4 separate regions of the Mus musculus genome follow, and regions 2, 3 and 4 are each linked to region 1. Evidence: chromatin loops called from intact Hi-C (ENCODE). Cell type or tissue: left cerebral cortex. All regions are shown on one strand. Region 1 holds the start of Zwint (ZW10 interactor). Region 2 has its middle 47 kb from the start of Gm34486. Region 3 has its middle 75 kb from the start of Ipmk. Region 4 overlaps Gm40690 (a long non-coding RNA gene).

Evidence for each region. Hi-C counts contacts between places; a loop is a spot of excess contacts. Peaks named below come from ENCODE experiments on the same cell type or tissue, not always from the same donor. Only the 100,000 strongest peaks of a DNase experiment are listed, where the experiment ranks them.
Region 2: it touches region 1 in a loop (2.6-fold over the local background); 2 of 42 quality-filtered maps call a loop at or near these places.
Region 3: it touches region 1 in a loop (2.6-fold over the local background); 2 of 42 quality-filtered maps call a loop at or near these places.
Region 4: a loop joins it to region 1, with 2.3 times the contacts of the local background. A loop is called at or near these places in 3 of 42 quality-filtered maps.

The regions. Positions count from the first base shown.
Region 1 is chr10:72,651,931-72,656,930 of GRCm38, reverse strand. It overlaps Zwint (ZW10 interactor), which reads right to left and starts at 2,085. Exons shown (of 8, transcript NM_001293683.1): 1 at 1,954-2,085; 2 at 858-948; 3 at 570-693; 4 at 235-401; 5 at 58-114. The coding sequence starts at 2,012. In left cerebral cortex, no CTCF peak of the experiment used is centred here; DNase peaks (open chromatin) are centred at 554, 1,599, 2,135 and 2,720; H3K4me3 peaks cover 2,689 bases; H3K27ac peaks cover 2,277 bases.
Region 2 is chr10:71,477,826-71,482,825 of GRCm38, reverse strand. No RefSeq gene overlaps it. Among named protein-coding and RNA genes, the nearest start is that of Gm34486, 47 kb to the left of the region's middle. In left cerebral cortex, a CTCF peak has its summit at 2,702 (motif pointing left); a DNase peak (open chromatin) is centred at 2,696.
Region 3 is chr10:71,420,437-71,425,436 of GRCm38, reverse strand. No RefSeq gene overlaps it. Among named protein-coding and RNA genes, the nearest start is that of Ipmk, 75 kb to the right of the region's middle. In left cerebral cortex, CTCF peaks have their summits at 2,642 (motif pointing left) and 3,598; a DNase peak (open chromatin) is centred at 2,613.
Region 4 is chr10:71,975,258-71,980,257 of GRCm38, reverse strand. All of the region lies in intron 2 of Gm40690 (a long non-coding RNA gene), which reads right to left. It also overlaps the pseudogene 1700049L16Rik. Among named protein-coding and RNA genes, the nearest start is that of Gm40690, 15 kb to the right of the region's middle. In left cerebral cortex, a CTCF peak has its summit at 2,030 (motif pointing left); a DNase peak (open chromatin) is centred at 2,025.

The sequences.
Region 1 (5,000 bases):
CAGAGATACCTTGTCACTTCAAGACAGAGAAGAGCCTAGAGAGAAGTCAGAGCCCACCTGTTGCAGTACCCACTGCTTCTGAGCCAGCTGAAGTTTCTCCTCAAGGACTCGCTTCTGCAGGGAGAGAAAGGACATTCCTTCTTAGGGTTGATTTGAGGAGAGAGCATCGAGGTCCAACCCAGCTTCCCCTCCCCTTCCTCCAGTCCTGCATCCCCTCAGGTTCTCTAGGTATACCTTAGCCTCGAGTTGCTCAAAAGCCTTCTGAAGCTCTGTGTACTTCCTGTGAGCCTCTTTAACCTGGGGTAAGGCCTCAGACAGGGCACATTTTATGACATCCACGTGATCCATGTATGTGGCCTTCATGTCCTTCCACTGCTCCTTAGTTTCAGTTGCCTTTTGCCCTAAGGTGGGCCACAAAGAACAAGAACACGAGTGAGTCATGCCTGCAGCCAGCCTTCTAGAGCTCTCGTTCACAGCCTTCCTTCCCATGAGGCAGACACAGGCATGGCTCACATCTTCCCGCTTCAACCATTCAGCCCACACCCTACCTACAACCCAAGCCTACTCACGACTGGCATCTTCAGAAGCCAGAGCATCAGGGCTCTGCTCAGTGTCCTCCTGAGCCAGAAAAGTCTGTAAGAAGTTCACTACTTGAAGCTGGCTACAGAGCAGTTTGTCTTTCTTCCGCGAGTTCTGTTTACCGTGGGGACAGAAGCAGGGATTAGTCTTCCCTTCTGATACTAGAGACCAGCCATTTTGTTCTTCCCCATTGCTGCCCACTATTTCAAGAGGCTATCCCAGGACCAGCCCCGCCCCCTGTCTTCTGAAACGCTGGGTCCCACTTTGCACATACATACCCTCATAAACTCCTCCATGATCTTGGCAGGCAGCTCTGCTTCTTCCTGCAAGCCTACAGGTTCTAGAATGGCTGCTGCCTCAGCCAGAACCCTGTAAGGCATGAGTGAGATTGTGCTATGGTACCACACGAGCTCGAAGGAACATATGCAGTGGCATCTATGTCAGGAGGGTGCCAATGCTCAGAGGCTACCCAAGGGTCTTAAGGGACTTTAGGCTGAGATCAGAAACACCATGTACCTGGACAACATACAGTAGCAACTAAGCGCCATGAGGAAATCACCTGAAATACTGGAGGATAGGGACTGTGCAGACATGACTACATGTTTAAATAGGGGGGGTCACAATGGGTAAAAACTCGATGAATCCGTCTGAAAGCAGCAGGGGCATATATACAGAAACAGAGAAAAGCCAAAGTTCAGGCAAGCCTTGGAAGACATGCTAGTAATGGCTGATCTCAGAACGTATGATGTGTAACCCACCCAGCCTTTCCAGATTGGCTGGAACAATCCACTAGAGGACAGAGATACAGATAAAAAAATACTAAAGAAGAAGGTTGTGACAGAAGGTCCTAGAATGGTAAAGGGTTGGTTACGACATCTGTAATGGAGCTGGCTTTTTTAGAATACTACGCCACAGGGCTCAGGGTGGGTGAGGTAATGTCCCTCAAAGGCAGCATCCGACATAAGGTGACCTACGTCAGCCATCCAGATGTATCACTCCGCATACAGAAAGAAGTCCCTGCTTAGTCATACCCCTGCAGCAGAATGCCACAAAGACCCTAATAGGCATCATTCCAAAAAAGAGACGTTGTCACACAGTCAAATTCTGCACTCCTGAATTGAGGCGACATCAACCCTCAAAGGCCACACTCATGGAGTAGGATGACAGTCTTTTCGGGCTGCATTATCTTTTCTAATTGAAACTGCTCCTCGGGGCCTACACTCCAGAATCCAGGTGACATCGTCTCTTAGGGCCCGCACTCCTCAGCTAGGGTGACAAGATCCCTCAGAAGTCGCACTCCTGAACTAGGGCGCCACTGTCCCTCCGCCGCCACTGCCCGAGCCGCCGCCCCAGGCCCTCGCCTTCCACACTCACTCTTTCGTCGCAACAGCGTTGTTTTTCTCCGCAACAGCGTTTTTCTCCGCGTCCGCCATCGTTCTGTCGCTCACCACGCCTTTGGATTCTCCTGGACTGCCCGCCTAGGTCGAGATTGGTTTCTGGGTAAGTGGGCAGGACTTTAAATGACGTCACCTCTTTTCATTGGCCGGAGTCGATTCCGGTCCCGCCCCCGTACGCAAGCGTAGGCGGTTTTTCGGTTCTGGGGGCTGGCTGGAGGTTCTGAGCCTGCGCAGTAGGAAGCACTGATAGCTGAAGGCCAGACAGTGAGAAAGCAAAATTTGGTGGGTGCAGACACCGGAAAAAGGCTATTATCTGTTCCAGTAGTCACGCTTTCCTATTAAATGTACTGCTGCGGAAGAAAGGAGGTGGGCCTCTCCTCCACGACGCTGAAGAATACTGATCTTATAAGTAAATACTATATGAGTTCAAAACATTGTGCTTTTAAAGACCTTAATCAGAGATCCCAGTTGGGTCTCTTGTGTGGACAAGTCCCAGCTGAAACTGAGGGTGGGCGTTGGTCGCCAGAGTGCAGGAGGGAGAGAAAGAAGGCTGCACCTAGAGAACCCAGAGCCAGCAGCTTTCTGAAATACTCTGCTGAATCCTGAGCTGTATCTGAGGAAATTTCCTGAAGGGAATTTTAAAGATGCTTTGGAGATTAAAGCAGAGTCGATATTAGATACCATTTTCACAGATTGGTATTGAAGAATGCCTACTCAATGGTGAGCAGATACACCACTGAGAAGTGTCGCCTTGCGACTGGCAATAAATAACCCTACCTACGTTGAGCACTGCTGTGGCACCATCTAACAGATTAAAGGAATGAGGCCTTAACAATCCCTTAAATGTGAGACCAACTAGACTGCAATAATGAAGATGAGGTTACAAAAAAAAAAAAAAAAAAAAAAAAATCACCAAGCAGTAGGTTCGGCTTACAATTCCTGATCTTTGCTTAGTCATTCCCAGGCATGACTAAAAGAAAATTCATTATTAGATGAATAAGTCACTGTTTAGAACAGAAATGGATGTTAAGACATCAGACAAGCAGAACATCTTTGTGTTCCAGAGAAGGAGTAAACAGAAACCAAGATGTGCTACAGATGTGGGCAAGAGGAACTCTCATGTTACTGCTGGGTGTGTTTTGAAAACAATGTTTCCTCAAAGGGTTAAACATAGAATTACTGGATGATCTATAATTTTCCAAGTATAATTACAAAGGAAATTAACATATAAACACAAAAATGCACACAACACACGAAATCTGTAAGAGCCAAAAGTAGAACAAACCTGTCATGACACAAGGAATGAGAAGAACTACTGTAAATGGAATACAAATTTATAATAACCAAAAATGGGGTATTATTGTATGGGAATCTAGCAATGAACCTTGAAAAAATGAAGCCAGGTAAACAAAATTGCAGATTTGATTCTTTCTTTCTTTCTTTCTTTCTTTCTTTCTTTCTTTCTTTCTTTTTCTTTTTTCTATCTTTCTTTCCTTTTTTTTTTTTTTCCTTGTGTTTTTCCAGACAGGGTTTCTCTGTATAGTTCTGGCTGTCCTGGAACTCACTCTGTAGACCAGGCTGGCCTCAAACTCAGAAATCTGCCTGCTTCTGTCTCCCAAGCACTGGGATTAAAGGCGTGCACCACCACTGCCCGGCCTGATTATTTCTTTTATGTAAAATATACAAATAAGGCAAATCAATGAAAGCAGAGAGTGAATTAATACTTGACCAATAGATAGGAGAGGGAAGAGAAAGTAAGGTAAGGAGAAATCATTGAGAGGAACTGGAAAGGCATAGTGTCTTTTAAAGGGTTTAATAGAAATATTCTAAAATTAGATTACGGTGAATGTTGAACAAGATATATAAAAGGTTATTTTTATGCTAGAAACAAATGTCATAAAGCTGTTACTTATAGATGTGACACTAGACAAAGACCCGCCAACCTTATCAAGATGGACATTGTAATATGTGAAATTTGATGGCCTCGGTGGCAGATTAAACATGGAAATCAAATTAATAAGCTTTAAAGCATAGGAACCACGCAAAATGAGCATCTTTTTAAACAAATGAAACAACTTGGGTCCAACACTAGTAAACTGAGACACAAGTTCTTACAGCTTAATATCCTTTTAAATAAAGATCCTGAGTGCAAGACAATGAGGTAAGAAAAAAAAAAAAAAGCAAAGAAACAATGCAAAGACTCACAACAACCCCCACATGGAAATTTAATTATAAATCCAAAACTACCAAAACACCTCAAATCATTTTGTTGCGATTTCAACAACATTTTGTTGGATTTTGCAACTGTCATGGATCATAATGTAAATATTCGTGGTTTCGATTAATCTTAGGCGATCTCCATGAAGGGGGTCATTTTGAAACCCCTGAAAGAGTTGTGAGCCCCACAGGTTGAGAACCACTGCCCTAACACAAGAACCATGAATGAAATGGTCACTGCGTACCATAATTACTTAACTTAATCCAAGACCATTAATAAAAAGAAAATACCATAAGCAGATGGCAAAAGAAGGAAAACAGCTGCATGTAGAAAAACAAAATAATGAATATAGGAAGCATTTTGTTAGATATACTCAAGTAAAGAAGAGGAGGGAAAGGAACTTCAAAGAAAAAGCAAATTGACCTTGGTTTCTATATGCAGCAAATAGTCTTCAAAACTGACAGGTAACTAGAGGCATTTTTAGCCTGGAAGTAGAAGTGATTTTTTTTTCCAGATTCACACTCTATAAGAAAGATAAAATGCATTAGGTATATGGAAAAGTGACATCTGCAAATGTGAATATGTACAGAAGAGTAGAAAGTACCAGATATGGTAGCTATGTGAGGAAATACGTCTTTTCTTAATATTAAACATTTATAAAATATTAATGGATAGGTTCAGACAAGGAACAGATGTGGTAATACACACAGATTTCTAAAATATGCTCTAGTCTTAAGACCCAGCACTTAAAATGCCCAGCACTTTAGATCTTAATGTTATCTAAGTATGTCCTCTAGTCAAAGCCC
Region 2 (5,000 bases), 1.2 Mb after region 1:
CCTAAGTCAAGGCATTTTTTTTCACATAGACCAGAAGAAATGGCAGGCAGAGAATAGCATCCTGGAGAAGGTGCTGCCTTCTCGTGCTGTCTGGACAGCTTGACATGCTGTCCTATGACATGTGGGGTTCACAAAAGGTGAACTGGTGGAAAACAGAGGTCCATTCGGACCTTCCAAAGGCATTGATTTACTCGTAGTTGAAGGGGTGTTAGGTTAGACGTAAAGGTGGGCATTGAGTGGCTAAGGAGGAAACAAATGCTCTCAGGTTTACTGTTCTTGAGTCGGGGAACCTGGGGAAAATGGAGCCGATAAACGAGGTAATAGCCAACTTTATTCAGAGCATCAGACAATTTATATTCCAAGGGTTAAGAATCACTGGGGGGAGGGGGGGTGCTGGAGAGATGGCTCTGCGGATAAGAGCACTGACTGCTCTTCCAGAGGTCCTGAGTTCGATTCCCAGCAACCACATGGTGGCTCACAACCATCTGTAATGGGATCCAATGCCCTCTTCTGGTGTGTCTGAAGATAGCTACAGTGTACTTGTATACATAAAATAAGTAAATAAATCAAGAAGAAGAAGAAGAAGAAGAAGAAGAAGAAGAAGAAGAAGAAGAAGAAGAAGAAGAAGAAGAAGAAGAAGAAGAAGAAAAAGAGGAGGAGGAGGAGGAGGAGGAAGAGGAGGAGGAGGAGGAGGAAGAGGAGGAGGAGGAGGAGGAGGAGGAGGAGGAAAAGAGGAAGAAGAAGAGGAAGAAGAGAAGATCCTATCTGCCACACCAGGGGACTAGAGCACATTCCAAGAACATTTCTGTGTTTTAAAGAAACTGGGCACACAGGACTCTGGTCTTATTTTCTTGACATGTCCATGCAGATGCTCAGAATTCCCTTCAAGTTACTCTGTTCTTGGACCGTTGTCTAGCACCAGCCCAAGATAATTTGGCTCTAGATCGACAACATTCTACCTTTCTAGAATCATGAGGTTCTTTCTAATCAGTAAATCTGCTTCACTGAATCTTTAACAAGGTATGGCTTTTCTAGAAACTTCACATGAAGTTGAATGAAATTACTAGTGTTGCCAGAGTCTAAGGACTCTCTTGCTCACCATTCAATCAGAAACCCAAGAAAATGAAAGAAGTTTATCTCCAAGTCAGGTCCTAAAGAGAGGCAAGCCTACATCTCAAATCGCTTTCTCGGGGAGTCTTGGGATACAAAGAATATAAGGAGAGTACAGACACGCAGTAGGTGGCGAGTCGATGCACTGGGTAGGGTCTTTGTCACCCACAGGAGTGTCTTCTCACTCTACCCTGGGGAAATCCTCACAGTTTGCTCTCCTGAGCCTGGAGATGAGCCTGCCTCTCTCCTGCAGCAGAAAGGGCCAACAGGAAACAGCGCGAATCTGAGCTAGCTTTAAATGAACCCTTCTAATTCAGAAACGTCAAAAACCTTCACCCAAAGGCCACCACCTCATCTACACCTCGGCAGTTTTTTTTCACCTATCATTGTTTTTGTTTACTGCACTCATTTTGTTTCTAGGGATGCCCCTAGGACCGCCTGTGTGCTAGGCAAGGTCCCCAACGCTGAGTCCCTTTTTCACTTCACGTTTTGAGACAAGAGTCTCACTGAGCTAGCTGCTCAAGGTGCCCTTCAACTGGCTCTGCAAACCAGGTGGGCCTTGAGCTTTCTGTCCTCTTGCCTCCTGTAGCTGGGGTGGCAAGCTTGTGCCCGCCGGCTGGTTCTCCATTCTCGAACATCAGAAACGCTGGAGCGGTTTTTATTAGAAAAGTCCAGAAATCTTTCCAATTTATTTTTCCGAGCTATAATTTGTTTCCCACCCTCCCCACCCCCCAAAAAATACACGTTTGAAGTGTTTTAAGCAGAATCTGGTCATCTCAACCCATTTTATTTTTTTTTTCCCATTCTAAAATAGTTTATTATTTTACATGAATAAAATCTAAAAACAATAGATATAAGCACAAAAACTTTAAAGTTTCCCTTGATTATAAATTGAAACATACACTCATATATGCATTACTTAATAAACATATAGGCATAATTGATCACAGGATATTATAATGAAAATAATTTTAAATATTCTTTTCGTAGATGAGGAATTGACACACAACTGTTAGATTTTTTCTGAATATCCAACATACTAAAAGGAGGGCTTGCCTCCTGTGGCATGTAGTCTTTTTCTGCGAAGAATGGGGTAATACACTATAGAGTGAAGAATCATTTGAAGATGACTCAGAATGTATTACAGGAAATAAGGAGGGCATGTTTAAATTACTTATAAGAGAAAGTGTCCTAAAAGCAAGAACAATTCAACAATGGAATAGCTATCAAAGAGGTCATTGAAGAAGCATCAATAAGACATTCCAAAGGAGATTAAACATAATTCTAAAGGGAGTAATATAAGTGCCTGGCAATAACATCCACTAGCTACAGAGGTCTGAATACAATGACCTGTCATTTTCCCCACAGCCCTTGTGTCTATGATTCACGTAAAATAATCATGAGAGCAAATAGAGACAAGGTGAGCATCAAAGAGGGGATAGGATGAGACAAAGCAGGACCACAGAAGTGGCATGGCAGCATGGAAGATTCAACCCATTTTAGAATCCAGCTTTCTCCCAAAGTTTCAGCCTGAGAGACGGGCGAGACGGGAATAACGTTGCATGCACCCAGAGTGCCACCTAGTGTCTGGAAGTGGAAGTGACAGTCTCCAGTCCGCAGGGCTTAGTTTAGCTGAAAAACCAGCCAGGTGTTCTTTCCCTTGAGCAAAGCGGGCAATTAGGTTGTCAGAGAATCTGCAGGCATGGTGAACTTAAACAGTTGGGGATTTCTTGGGTATTTAGGGTGTAATTATATAATTAAAGTATATGCTTTACGTTCTAGTTAGAGCATAAGGGCTCAATAAGTATCAGGGTCATCTATAATATAATTTATATACAGAGATAATATAATTATATAAACGTTATATAATTATATAATTAAATTATATAGTATATGTTTTAGTTAGAAAGTAAGTGCTCAATAAACATCAGCTTAATACATAATATAATAATATAATTTATATATGTATATAAATTATATAATTGTATAATTATATAACCAGTATTAAATTATATAGTACATGCTTTATGTTCTACTTAGAGCATAAGTGCCCAATTAATATCAGCTTCATCCATAATATAATAATATAATTTTATATATTATATAATTTATATAATATATCATATTATTAATGTTATATAATTATACAACTAAGTTATATAGAATAGCATATCCTTTATGTTCTACTTAGACCATAAGTGCTCAGTAAATATCAGCTTCATCCGAAAGGGAGTCCCAGTTGCACATATCTTACCATCGTGTTAAAAGAGAAGAAGAAAGAGGACCACCCCTGCCCTATTCCAATGACTCTGTCTCCTGGTCACCCACAGGGTCCAGTCTTCCTCTCCTGCAGCTGCTGCTGCTTTCTGGCAGCCTGACGCTATCACTGTCTCTACAGTATCAACTATGTCTCTTCTGAACCCTGTCCCCATCACTAACCGCCCCTCCCGTGACCCTTCAAGTGAGAGAGAATGGTCGTCCTGACACCCAAGATCACAGTAAAGCTGACACCTCCCCGTTCCCATCACCCACCGCCCCTGCTCCCCGCCACCCCAACCCCAACACCCCCCCCCATCTCTCCCACTGGGTCCACAGAGACACCCAAGCTCCCACCCAATGCCATCTGCATGCCATAGCCAGGGATCTTCTCCTGCCATTCTCTCCCTGTTTGGTTTAGTTTCATTTCTGAGACACAGTCTCACTATGTAGCCCAGAGTCTCATTACGTAGCTAGAACCAAACTCTAAATCCTCCTGCCTCGGCCTCCAGCGTGTCGTCGATGTTATAGACAAGCCAGAGTCGCCCAGCTTCCTATCCAATCTCCAAAATGTGTTTCTTCATGACAGCGTCTTTTAGTCCCCAGAGCTCATGTAGTATTTTTCTCTTTTTATTCAATGTAGGCTTCTCTTGATATGCATGTCTTCTTATCTCACCTTTCAGTTACTTAATTAGCTTCTCCCCCTCCCCCTCCCCTGCTGGACTCCACATTGCTCAAGGGTGCCTGCTCATTTGCAAAGGGTGACAGAGCAGTCAGTACTTAACATAACAGCACAGGCTGCACATCCAAATTGCCTGGTGTAGCTCTCTGCCACTCGCTGCCTGAGTGCATCTGGCAAGCATAACTTCCTTAGGCTTTGTTTCTTGATCTGTAAATGTTCTATATTTAGAAAGGTTAACGCATGCCAATCCGAGGTCCACCTTTACCACACTGAATAACCATCCAGTTTTTTGGTTGGTACTTGAAGGCAATAGACGCCATATTTCAAAGTAAAGCCATCACAGAGCTCACAAGGTGGCGGGGAGGGTCGGAAACCAAATCAGCTTGGTAGCCAGAAAAATGGAAGATAAGGAAGACAGATTTTATGATGTGATAGAAATCTGTGAAATCAACCTTATCAAAAGCCTATCGCCGAGGAGGCCCCAGGAGTGAACTTAACGCTGTCGTTTAGCTGACTTGTGGTGCCGAGATGTTGTCTGAATAGTTAATGTCCATCCCCACAGATGAATGGTGCTCACAACCTTAATCAGAAAAGCTTTTCTTTGCAATGCGCAATGCTGGGTGAAGAGGCCACGCAGCTGCTCAGGTGCCGCAAACAAGCGAGGGCTGAGCCCCACCGCTCTATACCACCACATAAAGAGAAGAGCCGATGTGGGAACAGAAAGATCGGGAGAGAGGCTTGGAAATGCTGGCTTCCGGGCATGGCACAGCCGAGTGCTCATAGCAGCTGTGACTGTCTACAGTCGAGCCTCCCAAAACCATGTCTATGAATAATCAATCACGAAATGGGAAGGGGGCCGTCATCCTGCTCACCCCTGCTGAAGTAGTCCCTGCGGTCCTGACTCCTCCAGGATGGCAAGCGTTGCTTTAAAGAGGAATAGCTGCTGCCCTGG
Region 3 (5,000 bases), 1.2 Mb after region 1:
GCTCAACTGAAATTTCCCTCCACGACGCTGACTGATTTTCGGGGTCATTGCCTCAGGCTGGGTGATCGCTCACAGCACACTTTTATTCTCTTCTCGAGGCATCTTAGAGATGCCATTCAGTGTGACCTCCATGAAGAGGACCCTCTGCTTTGCCAGGGACCTGGACGGTATCAATGCCCCTGTGCAGTGTGCCTCTAACAGTGACGGAGAGTGACTCGCGTCCCACCCAGGGGAGTGCCACCCGAAACTTGATTCTTCCTCACCAAGCAGTAAGCCTAGGACACCGTGGCAAGTTTGTAAAACACACTAGATATGCTTTATGGACTCCACATCTACTAATCATATTCCTCCCTCTGCTGTGTCAGCCCTCCAAACTCAGTGAACTTCCACGCCCCCACACACTGCAGCTCTCCCCTCCGGAAGATGTACGACCCTAAACTTCTGTGAACACCACCCAGCCCAGAGCTTCACGCCCCACACTTTGTTGATTGCTTCTGGGAGTATCATAAACAACGCAGAAGTGTGCTGCTAACCTCTGAAGGTGGCACCCACACTTTAACCCTGGAGATGCGAAGAGGAACCTGTGACGACACAGAAATATCTTACTGGTCTAACCAGAAACACGTATGTGGGGTGCAGAGTTCTTTGTGTGATCCTGAAGACACAGCTGTGGGCTGCTAGGCTATCCAGTTAAAGCTGAGACAAAGGCAGAGAGATAGAGAGATAGATAGAGAGATAGAGAGATAATTCATAGGTAGATACATAGTTATAAAAGATGATTCATAGATAGACATAATTGATAGATATATAATTGAATATAGATAGATGATAGATAGATATAATAGATACATGATAAATACATAGATACATAGTTATAATAGATTATTTATAGATAGATACATAAAGTTGATAGATATATAGAGGTATAACTGGTAGGTACATAGATAGTTATAAAAGATGATTCATAGATAAATAGATAGATAGATAGATATAATTGATAGATATATGAGATATAATTGATAAATAGATGATAGATATAATAGATGATAGATACAGAGATACAGAGATAGTTATAACAGATTATTCATAGACAGATACATATAATTGATAGATATATAATGTAATTGATAGATACATAGTTATAATAGATGATTCATAGATAAATAGATAGGAAGATATAATTGCTAGATATATAAAGATATAATTGATTGATAGATATATAGATAAATAGTAAATATAATAGCTAGATGATAGATTCATGGATACATAGTTATAATAGATGATTCATAGATAGATAGATAGATAGATAGATAGATAGATAGATAGATAGAATTGATAGGGATATAATTAATAGAATATAGATACATAGATAGTTATAATAGATAATTCATAGGTAGATACATATAATTGATAGATAAAGAGATCAATTGATAGATGTTTGATATACTAGATAGAGGACAGATAGATAATAGGTAGATATAATGTATAATATGCTGTATGTGTATGCCTCTGTGTGTGTGTGTGTGTGTGTGTGTATGAGTGTGTGTGTGTGAGTGTGTGTGTGAGAGTGAGTGTGTGTGTGTGAGTGTGTGGGTGGGTGTGGGTGGGTGGTTGTGAGAGTATGTGTGTGAGTGTGTGTGTGTGTATGCCTGTGTGTGTGTGAGTGTGTGTGTGTGTTTATGCCTGTGTGTGTGAGTGTGTGTGAGTGTGTATGAGTGTGAGTGTGTGTGTGTGAGTGTATGCCTGTGTGTGTGTGTGAGTGTGTGTGTGTGAGTGTATGCCTGTGTGTGTGTGTGAGTGTGTGTGTGTGAGTGTATGCCTGTGTGTGTGAGTGTGTGTGTGTGTAGGACAGAGGTCCATGCTGAGCATTTTCCGCAAATGTTTTCTTTTCCAATTTACTCTATGTTACTGTAATTTTTTTAAAAACCCTCTGGCCAAAAGCAACTTTGGGGAGGAAGGACTTACTTGGCTTACACTTCCAAGACATAGTGCATCATTGAGGGAAGTCAGGGCACAGCACTCAGGCAGAAACTGTTTGCTGGCTAGCTCTCAGCTCACAATCACTTAGCTTTCTTATAAGCCCAGGACCACCTGCCTAGGAATGGTGCCACCCAGAGTGGGCTGGAACCTCCTCATCAATTAACAATCAAGACCGCTCCCAACACTCATCCCCATAGATCCACGGAGACTCTTCTCAAGTTGTTCTCACGGTGACAACTTGAGATACTGCTGACTAGAACAAGGTCTTTCAGTCTGAAGCAGATCAATTAGGCTAGGTTGTCTGGCCATTGAGCTCCAGGGATCTGCCTGCCTCTGCCTCCCAACATTTCTGTTACCTCAGGGCTCTAAATTCACATTTAATCTGTCTCCAACTCTTCACCACTGAGGAGCAGGAGGTCGGGATCCCGTGACTTTATTCCATTACCGAAATGAATTGAAAGACTACACAAAATCATCCCCAGCCAAGCCATCAATAACGTGAAAACATGCTCCCTGGGGACCGAAAATAGATGACTGCTTCAGTGTGAACATCCTGTGTGGGGAATGACTCTTAATTAAAAGAGCCATCTTCCCTATTAAGCGGTGGCTGCAAACTTGCTCACCAACTTTTAACAAGAGCATGCCTGCCACCTAGTGTCCAAAGCCTGAATAACACCCTCTGGCATTCAGAGGACCGTTTCAATTTTCTGGTGGCTAAAGGCCATGCAGGCGGCTATAGGGATAATGAAAAGTGACGTTCCTGCTTAAAATCTATAAATACACAGTCACGCCATTATAATAAGTTAGGCATTTATTGAAGTCTGTGAGAAATGCATCTAGCTAGGCACGATGATGCACAACTGTAGTCCCCAAGCTTAGGGAGCTGAAGCATGGGGGTCCTAACTTTGAGAGCAGTCCAAAACAATTAATGAGATTCTGTCAACTCTATGATGGAGGGTAGTTACAGACGGGAGCTGCAGGCTTCAATCTAAACTTGAGTGTGTTCTAGGTGAACTCCAGTAGGCTGCTTAGTGTCTTAGAAAATTAGTTTCTCATCTTTAAAAAATGGTATAATAATATTATTAATGATAATAATAATAATAATAATAATAATAATAATAATAATTTAGGATAACTATGAAATCCGCTCACCTATCTCACAGCCTGCACCATCAGACAGTGGTAGGGGGACCTCTAGGTCTACCAAGTATGTGAGGAACCCAACATTCTGTCCCTGGTACCGTAAGTCACCTTGCCTATACACAGGACAAAAAGTAAAGATTTTGCAGAATCCAGGACAGCATATTTTTTTTAAAGATTTATTTATTGTTATGCATAAGTACACTGTAGCTGTCTTCAGGCGCATCAGAAGAGGGCATCAGATCTCATTGTGGATGGTTGAGGGCCTCCATGTGGTTGCTGGGATTCGAACTCAGGACCTTCGGAAGAGCAGTCAGTGCTCTTACCTGCTGAGCCATCTCACCAGCCCCGCCAGCATATGTTAAACATTAGATGCATTTGTGTTCATATAGCTCAATAAAAATAATAATTTCCATGATATAGACGCATGTGAGCAAGAACCCAACAGAGATTCTGCCCACTAGTGGAAGGGAGTGAACAGCAGCCTGTCAGCCTACACCCTTCGATCAGTAAGATTCCAGTCTACCATTCATTCACAAGCCACATTCCTACTGTCATCATAGCAAGTTCTCCTCTGTGCACCTCCCCCACCCACCCCCGGGGGTGGGAGGGGCCATGACGGGATGGGGGAGGGGCCAAAGCATGTCCAAAGCCTTCCTCTACCTCAGCTAGCCTTGCAAACTCAACCCCTACTGATTCTTGTTGTCACAAGTCTTCCTTCCTAATCTGCCATCTGTCTACCTACTAGGAAAATGCCCCGTCCTGGGGGCCAGAGAGATGCTCATCAGAGAAAGGTGCTTGCCTCCAAGAGATGTGGTGGAAGGAGAGGACCAAGTTCTCCAAGATCTCCTCTGACCTTCACAGGAATGATGTGGAACACACACACACACACACACACACACACACTTTTCTGCTCCTTTACTTACTAGAGTCTTAGCCCTACAGGGATCTTGCTAATCCTCCCAGCTTATGCAAATGGCCCCCACAGTTTTCTGGCTTCAGTTTTGTCCTATCTCCTTTAGGGGAACTTCATCATGCCACCACTGCCTGGAGACGCTGACCACAGAACTCTGACCTCCAGCCTGAGTTGGCTTCACTTGAATGTTCACAGGTGGGTGGGTGTGCAAATGTGCGCTTCCATTGTGCTGGTGCCCCTTTAGGACACGACTCTCATTTTCAACTCAATGTTAAGACACAGTCATTGAGAATGTAAGCTGTGTGGATACAGTGCCCCACGTTGCATCCTTGTTAGCATCCATGTTGAGCTTGAAGTCGTTGTTCAAGCATGCTCGTGCACAAAACTAAAGAAACAAACACTATTGAAAGGAATTCCACGAGTCAAGCACTCTAGACCTTTCTACACGCAGTATCTGAAGCATAAAATCCACCCGGGAAGGTAAATGTTCCTTTTTCCTTATGAGTATGGAAAATTACTATCCAAAGACCTTAAACAATTTTTCCAAAGAAATGGTCAAATTCAAATCAGAGCTTGCAGATCTGTCTCTAAATGTGGTGTGTTGTAGCATGTAATGGTTGACATATACTTGGCCCAGGGAGTGACACTATTAGAAGGTGTGGACCTGTTGGAGTAGGCGTTGCCTCGTTGGAATGGGTGTGACTTTGTTGGAGTGGGCGTGGCCTTGTTGCAGTGGGTGTGGCCTTATTGGAGGAAGTGTGTCGCTGTGGGTGTGGGCTTTAAGACAAAAAGACCACCAACAGATTGGGAAAGGATCTTTACCTATCCTAAATCAGATAGGGGACTAATATCCAACATATGTAAAGAACTCAAGAAGGTGGACTTCAGAAAATCAAATAACCCCATTAAAAAATGGGGCTCAGAACTGAACAAAGAATTCTCACCTGAGGAATACCGAATGGCA
Region 4 (5,000 bases), 680 kb after region 1:
CGACCTGAACGCAGCAACAAACGCCACACCCAGGGGAGAGCATGCAAAGAAACCGGAGCTAACACCTACAGTTGACAATCATGAGCCCAGACTGGGGCCAAGACCTCGCTCCCACAACAAAGTTCTGAACCCACCAGGAGGCAAATCCAGCATCTCCTTCTATTGAGAGGTTCCTGCTCTGCCTGTAACTAGATTGGACACTCAGAGACAGGGTATTGAATGTTAGTGTTTCCTTTAACCCGAATGAGTTAGGGGTGGGAGAGGGTTTGTCATGCACGTGGGATTGGCTGCTCATAGGCCTTGCTGTCATTGGAAGAGCTGCCCAGAGGACTGTGCCTTCTAGACTGCCAAGATATAAATCTTCGGTGAAAAACTGGGATGTTCTGCCTCCTCCTTCCTTGTTAGTTTGCTCTCTGTGAAACAGATCTGTAAAGTTGTGCGGAAGGCAGAAGAACTGGGACCCATTAGCAGAAGGATGCCAGGGTCTATCTTGTCCTTGGATCAGCAGTTTGCTGGTTGTTGAGCATCTAAGAATGGTTTGGTTGAGAAACAACCCAAACCACCTATTCCCTCACTGTAGGATAGAAGAGATGCAGAAACAGACACTCTTAAAGACAAAGCAGAGACTACATTAAGCCTTTCCTTTCAGGAAAAGCCTGTCACTAAATGCTTCCACCTCTCAGATACCTCTGAACCCTAATGTCTCCTCCTCCCAATATGTCACCTTATAGTATTGAAGCATGGTTGCTCCGTTTGGTTGCAGTCAACAGTAAATCAACCCACTATTTTCAGTCCTGTCCTGGGTAGAAGTTTAGGGGTTTTGTTTTTATTTTATTTAATCTTATTTTATTTTTAATTCATCAATCCTCTGAGTTGTCCCATGACCTCCTCCTAAAACCATGGTCAGGTCTGAGGTACAGTTGACTTAATATCTGGCATGCCAGGACTGCGTGTAGGTTATTCCTTTTGTCTATCTCATCAACCTTAAGCATAGGCCTTAGTGCTGCACCTGTGAGTGGATTCTCTCTGTTCATGGTTCTTCCTATACATAAGGTCTCTGGCCTCTGCAGGGCCATCCATGTCCAGGTATTGGGTAGATTCCTTTTCTCCTATATTGCTTTGTTCCTGCAGTTGGAAGGAAAGTCTGCTGAAGGATATTGGCTTGGCTTCTTTACCAAAGTCTGGGAAGATGTCCTTAGTATTAGCTTCTTATAAATACCTGTGCACTGCCTCAACACTTCGAGAAGTGCTACACCAAAGGTGTTCAGTTACACAAAAGAACAAAAGCTGCCCAAGCCGCCTCTAGAAAGCTTTAGACTTCTTGAGCTTGCTCATACACAGTGTTCCTTAGGCCAGGATTGTTTTTCAATAAGGTTACAGCTGTCACATGACAGCAGAGGTAACTGGGCTCTAAAGTCATGTCACTTCATCTATCAGGCAGATGTCCCTCCTGTTCAGCCCTTGAAGGGTTCCTTGCTCCCCTCTGGTGTGCATCTATGGAAAGGGCTTCTATGCCATGCTACCTTTGCTTCTCCCACCTACAGAGAGCTTCATAGCAGGTGCCAGAAATGTCCTTAAGACATTTTGGAAAAGTGGCGATCCTGTGGTCACACTCACACCGACCTACAAGTGCCTGCAGGAGCCACCTGCTCATCTCTGCTTCCTACCAGGTCTGTTGAGGGGTCTGACTGTGGCTTTGTCAACCAAAGAGTTCCCCGCTTCAGCCAGCCTGCATCCTGAAGCCAAGTAACATGTCTTACATGTATGTAATTCTCTAACAACTCAAACGAGTTGTGGTTCAGTCACTGTGAGGATCTCATTTAGAATTCAGAGGACTTTTCCACTTAAGAAAATGTCATACATGATGTTTGCTTTATTTAGCCCAGACACTAACTTCTTTAGCTTATAAGGAAATAATACGATGATAGAAATAAACCTTTTGTAGCTGTGCTCCTAAGTAGAAAATGATTCGTGAATTCCAAGTTAGATTTGTCAAGAAGGAATCTAACATAAAGCTCCAAGCTCCACCTGCTGGCCTGGATGGCTGGGAGGATATGGGGACCTGTGACAATAACCTACAGCAATGATTGCCTTCTTCATCTCTCCATCTTTCTATCTCTTCCACTACAAGTGGGCTCAAAGCCTAAATCTGTAACTTAGTCCTTAGCTAAATCCAGTGGTATTCAATTTTCACCTGCATTACGCCTTAAAACTTTTTAAAGTGCATTTGGTGCCAACATTTTTCTATTGCTATGTCTGAGCAAGAAACCTGTCCTTACATCATAATGTAACCTTGATAGGAATATTATGATATTTTTATGAGGCAAAACAGGTGAAAATTGTTGGATTAAACCTAGTATATATATCCATGGTTGCAAGAGTGAGCTCAGAGTATCCCTGGTTACAGATGTGAGCTCAAAGCATCCCTGGTTACAGATATGAGCTCAGAGGATCCCTAGTTACAGATGTATGCTCAGAGCATCCCTAGGTACAGAAGTGAGCTCAGAGTATCCCTGGCTGTACAAGTGAACTCAGAGCAAAGATGCATTGACTCAGGCTATGTACATCCTCAGGGACAGTATCACACTGAGACTGAATCCTAGCATTCAATTTTCCAGTGTGCCCAGAGCTCTGGGCAGGATTGTCAATTCCAGGGCAGTAGCTTAAAGGTTTTAAAGATCTAGGTCAAGGGGTACAGCTCACTGGGAAAGTGCTTGCCCACTATGCACATGTGAGATTTTGGGCTCTGTCACCCACCAGAGAAGGGAGAATCTTTTAAACTTTCAAAACTAAATCAACTCAAAAAGCTCTATTCTGTTCTTATCAAGACATAAGCTTTTCAGGAAAAGGCCATTTTTTTTCTTATTTTCCTATCATAGTAATCAGAGATTAGCACGCCTATGTTCGATCGATGTAAACATTTGTGCTCCCAAGATTGTTATTTATAGGAACGTTTTCTTTAAAAACTACATCTCCCTGAGCCTCAGCAAAGAGTACTTAGAATTAGGTGAAGAGAAAGTTTCCATATAGGTGTTAGTGTAGCACTCATGGTAAACATCACTCTGCTTAATTAAAAAGAAACCTTAGCTTTCAAAAAACAAAAACAAAAAAGAAAGAGAAAGAAGGAAGAAAGAGAGAGAGAGAGAGAGAGAGAGAGAGAGAGAGGGAGAGAGGGAGGGAGGGAGGGAGGGAGGAAGGGAGGGAGGAAGGGAGGGGAGAAGGAAGGAAGGAAGGAAGGAAGGAAGGAAGGGAGGGAGGGAGGGAGGGAGGGAGGGAGGGAGGGAGGGAGGGAGGGAGGGAGGGAGGGAGGGAGGGAGGGAGGGAGGAAGGAAGGAAGGAAGGAAGGAAGGAAGGAAGGAAGGAAGGAAGGAAGGAAGGAATTCCTGTGATTGGATGGTTTTATATACAAGGGAATAACTTCAGTTTTAAATTTGCACTTAGATAAAGTAAGACTTTAAAAAGTTAAGAAAAGGCTTTAGAAATACCATTTTTTGTGTGCTAAATTCTGAAGAATTATCCAACACTATGAAAAAGTTTCAGACTACAATTGAACTATAAACTCAAAAGCAACTATAATCCCATCATGATTAAAACTGCAGGAGCTTAAAGTTTGATTAAAATGAAATTATTTTTTGTCAGAATCCACAATATCTGTCAGCAAAAAAAAAAAAAATCACATTTTCATGTAGGAATTTAATGTCAAGCCAATTAACTGAGTTAGCTTTCCCTTTAAAATTCAGGCAAATTTGCAGTTCAGAGCCTGGTTCAAAGACTCACGTGTGCACACACAATCCAGGGTTACTGCTAAAAGGTTTATTCTTATTGATCCAGTGTTGAACCCTTATACATTCTGATTAAGATAAAAATGAGTTGAAATTAATTGAATACCAACATACTATTAATGCAAAGGATGTGTTGTTTGTCATTATTGTTGTTGAGGGATTTTTGTTGTTGTTTTGTTTTATCCTAGGACCTTGCTCTGGTCATTCTTTATGCAGGTCAGCGAAGAAACTGGGTCCTCTCCCACTTCAGAGAGGCATCAGTATTTTCCTATGTAGCTCCATCATGTCTCTAGTTTGAATACCTTTAGAATTCCTCACATCCTCACTGTTTCTTTGGACAAACTGTTGTTGAATTTGGGAGATGATTTTGTTGATTAATGAATGCTCTTACTGCTTTTGTTGAAAATGAATTTTTCTCATACACTATATTCTGATTATGATTTCCCCATCACCAGCTTCTCCCTACTGCCTTCCAATGCATGGTCTTTCTAGTTCTCTCAATAGAAAAAAAACAGACATCTAAAAAGGAAATTAATGCTACTACTACTACTACTACTAATAATAATAATAATAATAATAATAATAGTATTATAAAATAAAAACAAACCACCCAAACAGAGCAAAACAAACAGAAAAACGAGAATCCAAAGAAAATGCACCATAAATAAATGCCTTGTAGACACATACATTGGCATGCAAAGAAATACTCTAAAAGCATAAAATTGAAAACCACAATATATACATAAAAGACCTGAAGGGTTAGGAAAAGAAAGAAAAAATCCCAAACCAAGCATTTTTGAGACAGAGAAAAAAGGCTTCCCAATAAACAACTGAGAAAGTTTTATGTTTTGTTGGCCATGTACTTCTGGGCATGGGACCCGGCCTTAGGAGTGGTTTTATATCACTAGTGAGAGTCTGTTCAAGGATTTTCATTTGTGAGTGGTTATCAACTGGAGATAGCTTCTGGGTTAGAGATGGGAGCCTGTGTCCACTCTTAGCACTGGGACCACATCAGGCCCAAACATGTGCAGGACACGTGCGTGTTGCCACAGTCTCTGTGCATTGATATAGGCATCAGTCCTGCTGTGTTTAAAAGGCCTTGTTACCTTTGTGTCCTCAATCTTCTCTGGCTCTTACACTCTCTCTGCCTCCTCTTCTAGAAGGTTTCCTAACTCTGAGGGGGAGAGAATTGATGGAGACATCTCTTTTAGGACTGGG